2 separate regions of the Homo sapiens genome follow, and region 2 is linked to region 1. Evidence: read pairs that join two places in POLR2A ChIA-PET (ENCODE). Cell type or tissue: MCF 10A. All regions are shown on one strand. Each heading gives the region's core, and the rest is flanking DNA. Links, peaks and the distances in the headings are about the cores only.

What was found. Peaks named below come from ENCODE experiments on the same cell type or tissue, not always from the same donor. Only the 100,000 strongest peaks of a DNase experiment are listed, where the experiment ranks them.
Region 2: POLR2A ChIA-PET joins it to region 1 with 9 read pairs; 1 of 35 experiments calls an interaction of 5 or more read pairs at or near these places.

Annotation. Positions count from the first base shown.
Region 1 is chr7:124,699,109-124,704,502 of GRCh38, reverse strand. No RefSeq gene overlaps it. Among named protein-coding and RNA genes, the nearest start is that of GPR37, 64 kb to the left of the region's middle. In MCF 10A, for the core only: no CTCF peak of the experiment used is centred there; a DNase peak (open chromatin) is centred at 2,302.
Region 2 is chr7:124,244,587-124,249,980 of GRCh38, reverse strand. No RefSeq gene overlaps it. Among named protein-coding and RNA genes, the nearest start is that of TMEM229A, 210 kb to the right of the region's middle. In MCF 10A, for the core only: no CTCF peak of the experiment used is centred there; a DNase peak (open chromatin) is centred at 3,390.

The DNA of each region.
Region 1 (5,394 bases), core at 207-5,206:
TTACCCCAATCAGAATGGCTATTACTAAAAAGACAGAAAATAATAGATGCTGACAAAGATGTGGAGAAAAGGGAAATTTTAAATACCGTTGATGAGAATGTAAACTAGTACAGCCACTATGCAAAAATGGTATGGAGATTTCTCAAAAAGCTAAATATAGAATTACCATTCAATCCAGCAATCCTACTACTAGGTATCTTCTCAAGGGAAAAGAAATCAATATATCAAAGGGATACCTGCATTTGCATGTTTATCACGGCACTATTCACAATCGCAAAGACATGGAATCAACCTAAGTGTTCATCTACAGATGAATGGAAAAAGAAAATGTGGTATATATACACAGAGGAATACTATTCAGCTACAAAAAATAAAATTATGTCATTTGCAGAAACATGGATGGAACTAAAGGACATGATCTTAAGTGAAATAAGCCAGACACAAAAAGACAAATATCACATGTTCTCACTTATATGCGGAGCTACAGAATTTGATCACATGGAGGTAGAGAGTGGAAAGATAGAGACTTGGAAAAGTGAGTGGGGAGGATGGGGGAGGATAAAGAGAAGTGGGTAAAAGGGTACAAACACACAGAATGATAGAAGAAATAAACTCAATGTTTGATAGCAGAGTGGAATGACTATACAATAAAAATGTATTGTACTCAGGTGATGGACACCCTAAATAACCATGTTTCTAGAAAAAAAACCTGAATAACCTGACTTGATCACTGCATATTATATACATATAACAAAATTTCACATGGCTGGGCCTGGTGGCTCACACCTGTAATTCCAGCATTTTGTGAGGCTGAGGTGGGATGATTGCTTGAGCCCAGCAGGTTGAGACTAGCCTGGGCAACACAGTGGGATCCCATCTCTGCAAAAAAAAAAATTCAAAGATAAAAATTAGCCAAGTATAGTGGCATGTTCCTGTAGTCCCAGCTACTCCAGAGGCTGAGGCAAGAGAATCACTTGAGCCTAGAAGGTCGAGGCTGCAGTGAGCTATGATTGTGCCACTGCATTCAAGCCTGGGAAATGAAGGAAAACCATGTCTCCAGAAGAAAAAAATCACATGTGCCCCCTAAATTTACACAAATAAAAAAAGCGATAATCATTAATCAGTTTTTTTATTATTTGAGATACAGATTTACCACAAAAGAGGCTGATGCTTAAATTCTTGCACACTCATTGTTGTCAGGCAGGAAGTCAACCAGCTGAGCACTGGAAATGCAGAAACACCAACGATTGTCTGTCTCTCTTATTCCCTCCTAAGCCCATGCCTAGACTAGGATGAGCTTGAGACACCCAAGCAGGACAGTAGCCTGTTGACTGGATGATGCTCAAAGTTACATGATAGTCTAATTCAGAGCTCCATTTCAAACAACTACAGGTGTCAGGAAAGGGTAAATGATCATGGAGCCAACAGAAATAATGAGTTGGAAATGAAGAGGGCATGCTTGATCTAAAGAGGGCACCTGCCACTCCATTCCAGCCAGTGTGGTAAGGACAGGAAATACAGAACCAGTGTTGTCAGATCACTTAATGTTGAGAAGAACTAGACATCATAGTTTTAGGTGAAGTTAGTTGGGAGTGAATTTAAAAAGTTAAAAAACTACTTGGTGATCTAACACTGTGCAGACCAAATAAAACTCATTTGTTAGTTAAATCTGTCCCATGTGCAATCTGATTACCATCCCAGCTCCAAGAGGCCATCATCCCACAACTTCATTGTCAGTAAGCAAGTTCACTTTATTCCTACTTCTGTACTCCAGAGGTTGCTGCTATTGTCGACATTGTTTTCTGATTCATGCTACCATTCATTGCTGTTCATTTTGGCATAAATTTAATTTGAGAGCTGTGGGGGAGAAGTTAAGAGTAGAATTGAGAAGCATTTTTTTCCAGATAATGACTCAGACTGCTGTACTTATTTCCCAGGCTCAAGACTATCAAGCTAACCAACCTCCATAAAAGCAGCCTGAACAGGCTAGCTACACGTGGTTCTTGGCAGAAGGAGAATAACAAGATTATTCTTCAAAAATCTTTTCAAATGTTCACTCTACAAAATACTTGTGGAATTATCACTAAGTGTCATTGTTATGTCCAGGTTTTTCTGTTGTAAATCCCTCCCTCCCTCCCTTCTTCCTTTCCTCTCTTCCTCCCTTCCTCTGCTTCTCTATACACAGCTATTATGGAGTATTTTTGCCTCCTGAATGAGACCTCTGCTGGATTATTATTTGTTGGCAAACACCATAGGCTCACATTGTACTCGGTTGGCTTTTGCAAGTTTTGGCCTTTGGGCAATTTTCCTCTAGCAGCTGTGCATTACTAAATCAGATGTCATTTTGTGGCAGAACTTTCATCTTATGTTGTAATGCTCCACAACACCTAGTGTGCTACTGGGTACAGAGTAAATGCTTCTTGATTGATTTATGACCGGTGACCTTATATAAACTTATTAAAGTGCTTAAAATTTACATCACTGGCCACTTTTATGGGCTGTCAGCTGAAGATAAGTAATTATCTCCAAGAAAACTGTGTATTATTCTATTAACTACCATTATTGTAAGTTATAAAATAATTATAAAATAATCTATAAAATTAAAGATAGATGCCAAAGAAGCTTTTTCTAGATGATGGATCCTGAAAGCATGAGAAGGACTCTGGTTCTCCAGGAAGTAGATGAAGCTCACTAGGAGGCAAGAGGTGGCTGTCTAAAGGGACCATTTGTTTTCTCTTAAAATTTGGTCAAGATATTTGATCTCAACAGAGTTTCTAAGGGAGCAGGAAGCTTTACAGAATTTACCAAGGTTCAGGTTGCATTGCCAGTTATTTCTAGGAGAACAGTCTGAAACCTGTGGAATAAATAAGAATGAAAGAGCAATAAAATATTTAGTAGCCTCTAGTTTGCAGTGTATGATTGAAACTGTTGAGGTTTATAGCGTCTCCCACTGATGTCACCTTCAGTAAACTCCAGATATAAAAACTAAGAAGAATGAAGATTCCTTCTGACTTTAAATGTTTTCCTAAAGTGCTTTAAATTTTAATAATCTAAAAAAGATTCTATGAAATTTACATAGAAGGTACATTGCAACACCTACCATTTGCTGCAACCCAATGCAAGCCAACTATCTTAAATGGTTTAATAGTAATTATAAATCTTATGAGCCATTCTATCACATCTCATTATCAGTTATGGCTTGTACTCTGTTTCTTCAGCTCTCAAACTACTCACTAGAGGTTCCTTTATAAACCTAGAAATAGTGACCACTTTCTGCTGAAATGCTTTTATTCTCTCATCATATAAACACCCCCTCTCACCCTGGGTTTATTCAATTTTAAGATCTCAGATAAATAATTGGCCCAAATCCTCAGGTTTTACTTTAGCATTATAGCAGCTTATATTGTAAAAATATGCACTCAGGTAAAGAGGTAAATAAATAACTTTCAATGAGTATATTTAAAAATTTTTTTTCTCAGCAAATATCTTCTGAGTGTTTCTTTTCTGTATTACTGAGCTTCACTGGAGCTGAATGCCTGTGTAAGACACGGATACCGTTTCAATTAGTAATAGATCTCTTATCTACACCTACAGGCTTGTTTATGGAGAAAGTGGCCACAAGTGAGATCGTCATTGGAACATCTGAGCAGAACTTGTCAGTATCAGGTTAACAAACCTAAGCTAACTTAGAATAAGACAGGTTTCAAACATGTGTATTAATATGACATCAGGGAAGCACATTGTTGGACAGAACATGTCATGACTTGGCAAATGCTCCACCAGTCATAAAGCAAACTTTAGGACTGCAGAGTATACTCATGATTGAATAAATGATTCTAGTGTGCAATTTGTATTTCTTTAATAATAAACATTAACTGATCAATTATTAATTGGTCTATAGAAATAAATTAGTTAAAAGTGACAAACTGCAACCATTATTACATAATACCTTCTAATTAATAAGTCTTATTTGAGGAATTCAAAGAAATTATATGTACATTTATGCATACTCATAAGTTTATAGAAACATTCTATTTAATGGCAGCCACCAATCATATATAAACTATTAGTTCTGTTCTATATAGTTTGAACCACATAATATTGAGGTTGTGGAGAAAGAGGAATGATTTTATACTGTTGGTGGGAATGCAAATTAGTTCGACCACTGTGGAAGACAGTGTAGCAATTCCTCAAAAATCTAGAACTGGAAATACCATTTGACTCAGCAATCCCATTAGTGGGTGTATTAGTCTATTTTCACACTGCTGACAAAGACATACCCGAAATTGGGAAGAGAAACAGGTTTATTGAACTCACAGTTCCACATGGCTGGGAAGGCCTCACAATCATGGTGGAAGGTGAAAGGCACTTCTTACATGGTGGTGGCAAGAAAGAATGGGAGAGAAGCCAAAGCAGAAACCCCTTATAAGACCATCAGATCTTGTGAGAGTTATTCACTACCATGAGAAAAGTATGGGGAAAACCGCCCTCATGATTCAATTATCTCCCATCAGATCCCTCCCACAACATGTGGGAAATATGGGGGTACAATTCAAGATGAGATCTGGGTGGAGACACAGCCAAACCATATCACTAGGTATATAACCAAAGGAATTCTATTATAAAGATACATGCACAAGTATGTTCATTGCAGCACTATTCACAATAGCAAAGACATGGAATCAATCCAAATGTCCATCAATGGCAGATTGGATAAGGAAAATCTGGTACATATACACTATGGAATACTATGCAGCCATAAAAAGGAAAGAGATCAAGTCCTTTGCAGGGACATGGATGAAGCTGGAAGCTATTATCCTCAGCAAACTAACACAGGAATAGATAACCAAACACCACATGTTCTCACTTATAAGTGAGAGCTGAACAATGAGAACACATGGACACAGGAAAGGGAACAACACTTATTGGGGCCTGTCAAGGGAGGGGGGGAGTGGAGAGAGCATTAGGGAAAAGAGCTAATGCATGCTGGGTTTAATACCTAGGTGACGGGTTGTTAGGTGCAGCAAACCACCATGGCACACGTTTACCTATGTAACAAATATGCACATCCTGCACATGTACCCCAGAACTTAAAAAAAAACATAATTCAAAAACATAGTCTAATATTTGCAGTTTCAGATAGCTCAACCTAACAGTTGAGAAAGCCAAAACTCTGAATGATTAAATAATTTGCACAAGCCGACAGAGTTGGTTTTAGGAGAGCAAGCTTTAATCCAGTATGTCTATGTGTAAATCTGTCAGCCACTCCACTTTCAGTGTTCAGTCCTGTTCATTGTCTCAGTGACATCTCCAGCTTTGTGGCAGTTACGCTGCAGTTAAAGCAGCTTGAACTTAGAAGCACTTCCTCATTTGGGTGGAACACAGCAACAGATT
Region 2 (5,394 bases), core at 275-5,274, 450 kb after region 1:
AGTGGCTGCCATTCTGACAGGTAATCCATCTTGCAGTGCATTTTTAAAGAACAATATAATTATGTTCACATTACCAAAGCATTGGTGCACTGGAAAGCCTTGTCCTTTCCTCTATGGGGAAATAGTCTGAGCCCTTTTCCTTATTTATAATCACCTTGGTTGGCTCATATGCATTCCCAAATCCACCAGTCCTTGTGGATTGCATTACATTGCTTTTTGAATCAAACTATTATGAAACAATTATTGAGGTTTTTTCTTTTTATCCACTTTCAGAGAAAACTAAGATCAGCTTCTTAGTGCTCAATTTCTTCTTGCTTTATATGTTCTCAAGCTCCATCACACCATGAAAACATTAAATCATTTCTCCTGAAATATATCTCTCATGTCTATATCAAAAGTAAAGTGAGATTCATGAAGTTAACTTACAGGTAAACGCACATCATCTCAAATTTCTAACTACAGTTTCTTTTTGAAATATGAGAAAATTGTCTAGAAGAATTTAATATGGTTTAATCATGCTGAACTTGCACAGTTTATACCGCTCTTAGTCTTTTCAACTTGACACCAGAGCAACTAATAGCTTAATAACTTATAATGAGTCATTTCTGATTATATATATATGTATGTATAGGCCAAAGGAAACCTCTGAAATATTAAAACCACCTGGGTAGCTTTTAAAATAGTAATACTGGGAACCCACCCCAGACCAATTAAATAAGAATCTTTGATGGGAAAGAGTCCTAGGTATTAATATCTTTAGAAAGCTTCCCTGGTGATAGAAATGTGCAACTGTTGTTATTTGATGTAGCAATAATTCTTACTTTCAAGGAGGGAAATAGCACATGCTGATGTTGTTACTGTTATTGTGATTGTCATTTGTCTAGAGAGTCATATTTAGTTATTGGAAGAAAGCTTCTTCAATATGAGAACGGAGAACATTATATCATGAAATTTTCCAATATTATCTATGAAGCACTGTGTTTATTTCCTAGTTAAATCCAAGAAGACAAACTTTTAAAGATAGATGTGTAAGATGCAGCTTTGTCTTGTCAGATTGTGAGCTTCCTCCTTCCAGTCTTAGCCAGAATACCATTCACTTAACCACATTTGCTAATAGACATCCTAAAAAGATGTTGTAGTAGACAGAATAATGGCTCCACAAAGATGTCCAAGTACTAATACCCAAGACTTGTGGATATGTTATCTACATAGCAAAAGGGAGTTTGCTGATATTATTAAGGATCTCAAGAGGGGAAGTTTACCTTGGATTATCTAGGTGGCCTCAATGTAATCACAAGGGTTCTTATCAATGGAAGAAGAAAGTCAGAATCAAAGAGATTTGAAGATGCTACACTGCTGGCTTTGAAGATGGAGGAAGGGCCATAAGCCAAAGAATGCAGGCAGCCTCTAGAAGCTAGAAATGGCAAGAAAATGGATTGTTTCCTTGAGATTCTATTAAAAAAATGCAGCCTTACAGACACTTGATCATAGAATTTCTAACCCCTCCAAAACTGAAAAGTAATATATTGTGTTGTTTTCAGCCACTAAGTTTGTGGTAATTTGTTATAGCAGCAATAGAAAACTAACACAGACACATTGAATTACCTCAAGCATTACCCAAATTGAAAATACCCTCCACTTTTCTCTTGTTCTAGCACTCATTTATTAATTGATTCAAAAAACTGAACTAGACATTGAGAACACAGATGTAAAGGCAAGGGCCTTCAAAGGGCTAATATCCAGAATCTATAAGGAGCTTAAATAAATCAACCAGCAAAAGCCACTCATTTAAAAGTGGGCAAAGGACATAAACAGACACTTTTCAAAGAAGACATACACACAGCCAACAAGCATATGAAAAAATGCTTGGCATCACTAATCATTAGAGAAATGCAAATCAAAAACACAATGAGATACCATCTCACACCAGTCAGAATGGCTATTACTAAAAAGCCAAAAAATAACATGCTGGCAAAGTTTTGGAGAAAGGAAAATGCTTACACACTACTGGTGGCAATGTAAACTAGTTCAGCCGTTGTGAAAAACAGCTGGGCGATTTCACAAAGAACTCAAAGCAGAATTATCATTTGACCTAGTGACCCCATTATTGGATATCTGCCCAAAGAACTATAAATTGTTCTGCCATAAAGACATATGCATGCATATGTTCATAGCAGCACTATACACAATAGCAAAGACATGGCATCAACCTAAATGTCCAACAACAGTAGACTGGATAAAGAAAATGTGGCACATACACACTGTAGAATACTACACAGCCATAAAAAGAACAAGATCATGTCCTTTGCAGCAACATGAATGGAGCTGGAGGCCATTATCCTAAGCGAACTAACACAGGAACAGAAAACCAAATCAAATATTGCATGTTCTCACAGGAACAGAAAACCAAATATTGCATGTTCTCACGTATATGTGGGAGCTAAACATTGAGTACATATGGACACAAAGAAGGAAATGACAGACACCGGGGCCTACTTGAGGGTAGAGGGAAGGAGGAGGGTGAGAATCAAAAAACTACCTATCAGGTACTATGCTTATTATCTGGGTGGTGAAATAATCTGTACAGCAAACTCCTGTGACACACAACATATATATATATATATATATATATATATATATACACATACACACACACACACACACACACACACACACACACATACATGTGTGTGTATATATATGTGTATATATATGTGTATATATGTATATATATGTGTATATATATGTATATATATGTGTATATATATGTATATATGTGTATATATATATGTATGTGTGTACATATATATATAAAACAAACCTACAAATGTGCCCCTGAATCTAAAGTAAAAATTAAGAAACAAACCATTGTCCTTGCCCTCAAGGAGTTTATAGTTAAGTGGGGGTATAAAAACTTTGTAAAACAGCATAGCAAAGAACACAAAAGGTTTGCAGTGTGCTATGAAGTGCCTTGTCAAGGCTATTGCAGTTTGCTTAAGGAGATGGTGCTTGACCTATTCCATGAAGTGGATCAGTGGAGACATTAAAGAAAAGTGAATGAGGTGGGAAAGTTGGAACATTGTAGGTAAAAGCATAGGTAAAGAGTAAATGTAAATAATTATGTATAGGCAAAGTGTTTAAGTAAATGAATGTGTGGCTAGAGCTCAGACACACATTAGGCAGTGCTTAAATATGAGATACTCAAGCTACACATACCAGTCAGCAGCACCACAAAGGTACGCAGTACATGTATTTTGCTTAAAGAGTGACTCATCCCAAAATAAAAAGGAATTCCAGGAATACTCTAATGTAATTATCACTGAGGCCCTTGATCTTGATGTAAATTAGGCTTCCTGTAGGTCAGCTTCCCAGAACATGTCCCAGACATGTTCAGGGACAGCTCATTCTGAATTATATTCAAGCTGAGAAAGCTGAAAACCCTGACCCATTATATGAACCCTTAGTCTCGTCTTGTTTGTTGTTCTGTGATGATATGAAGACTGAATGTAATTCAAATCACTTGGGTCAAGGTGAAGAAACTCCCCAACCCTTACTCCATCTTTGCCAGAGAAATAGTAATGCTAGGGACAGAACACTGCAAGTAGCTATAACCAATTCAATGTTTTAAATGAAAGAGGAAGAAGGTTCAGCTTGTGTGTGTGGGTGCATGTGTGTGTGTGTGTGTGATCATGCTCCCACCATGCCTAAGAAGGTACAACCCTCTTATGAATGCATTTCATATATCATCTTTCTTTTTTTTTCCTTTCTTCCACCTTGTCTCCTGTCCCTAAACCCAGATTTCCTAATGACTATCAAACATGCTTCTGTCAAAAGGATTTAAATGTGGCCCCTAGTAGAATACACCAGAGTCTCAGTCTAAAAACCCTGAAAGTGATTATTTATATAACCATTATCAATATCTCCTATATAACTTTATTTCATTATTAATATTTCTATTTTTTAAACATGTGTTCTCTCCTGGAGGTGTTATGAATCATTTGAAGGGAAAACATGGGTCCTAGACTTTTACCCTGCCACATTCAGTGACTATAATACATTTAGTTAGTCTTCATTAAATATCTTTTCATATAACAAATCCAAAGTCCTCAGAGGTTGAAATTTAGATGGATTTTGGTGCAACATTAAAAGCAAAAGGGGATTTCAAGTTCCCTACAACAAATTAAAACTTGAATTAATCATGAGTTTTGTGTTTTCTCCCTTAAAAAGTCATCTAAGTAGTGGCCAGGCACGGTGACTCATACCTGTAATCCCAGCACATTGGGAGGCCAGGGCGGGCAGATCACCTGAGGTCAGGAGTTCAAGACCAGCCTGGCCAACACGGTGAAACCCTGTCTCTACTAAAAATAGAAAATTAGCCAGGTGTGGTGGCACGTGCCTGTAGTCCCAGCTACTCAGGAGGCTGAGGCAGGAGAATTGACTGAACGGGAGGCAGAGGTTGCAGTGAGCCGAGATCAAACCACTGCGCTTCAGCCTGGGCGACAGAGTGAGACTCCATCAAAAAAAAAAAAAAAAAAAAAAAAAAAAAGAAAGAAAGAAAGTCATCTAACTAGCATGAATTCTAAGACAAAAAGGCATTTGGTATCTGATTCCTTTATAGCAAAGACTCTAATCACAGCTTCCTTCTGGAAATAAATTTGAAACATAGGCTTGCTCATCCTTCATGAAGCCAGTTTTCTAATTCTAAGGTATTATGATTCAGCAAAACCTTCCCACTACATGACTGCTATATTCCTGGCATAGCCAAAAATTTCTCAGAGGGAATACGTGAAACAATCAAGTTGCCATCAATGGGGCTCATAATTTTCTTATTTCCTCCCTGCTTGGTTATGATGGCACTTAAGAGCCTAAGGGAATTAAAAAATACAGGCAACCAGGGACTACCTGTTATTGATTCCAAGTTATTAACTCAAGCATTTTAGAACTCCACAATACTTTAAAATTCATTTTGTCCCAATTATTCATTTTATAGATGATGAAACCAAAACTGAAAGAGGTTAACTGATTGCCCAACTGTACATACTTTGCAGTTACAGAACTAGGACTAAATCCTGGGTTTCCTGATCCCTCTCAAGAAATGTTCTGTTTCACCAAAAGTGTATATTTCAAGGCTCTTTAATGTTCCTGCTATAAAACTGGTAAGTTGACTATGGGCTGGCTCTTTTTAGTTACAACTTGGGTGTTCCAGTTACCTACTTACTATAGTATCATAAACTACTCCAAAACTCAGTAGCTTACTTTTTCATCACCCATGGTTCTGCAGATGGTATGTTCAGCTTGGAGTCCTTCATAGAGTTTCAGCCACAGAGCAGCTGAGGATAAAGTCCTCTGACAGCTTCTTCATTCAAATCTGGTACCTGGGCTTGAATAGATGAA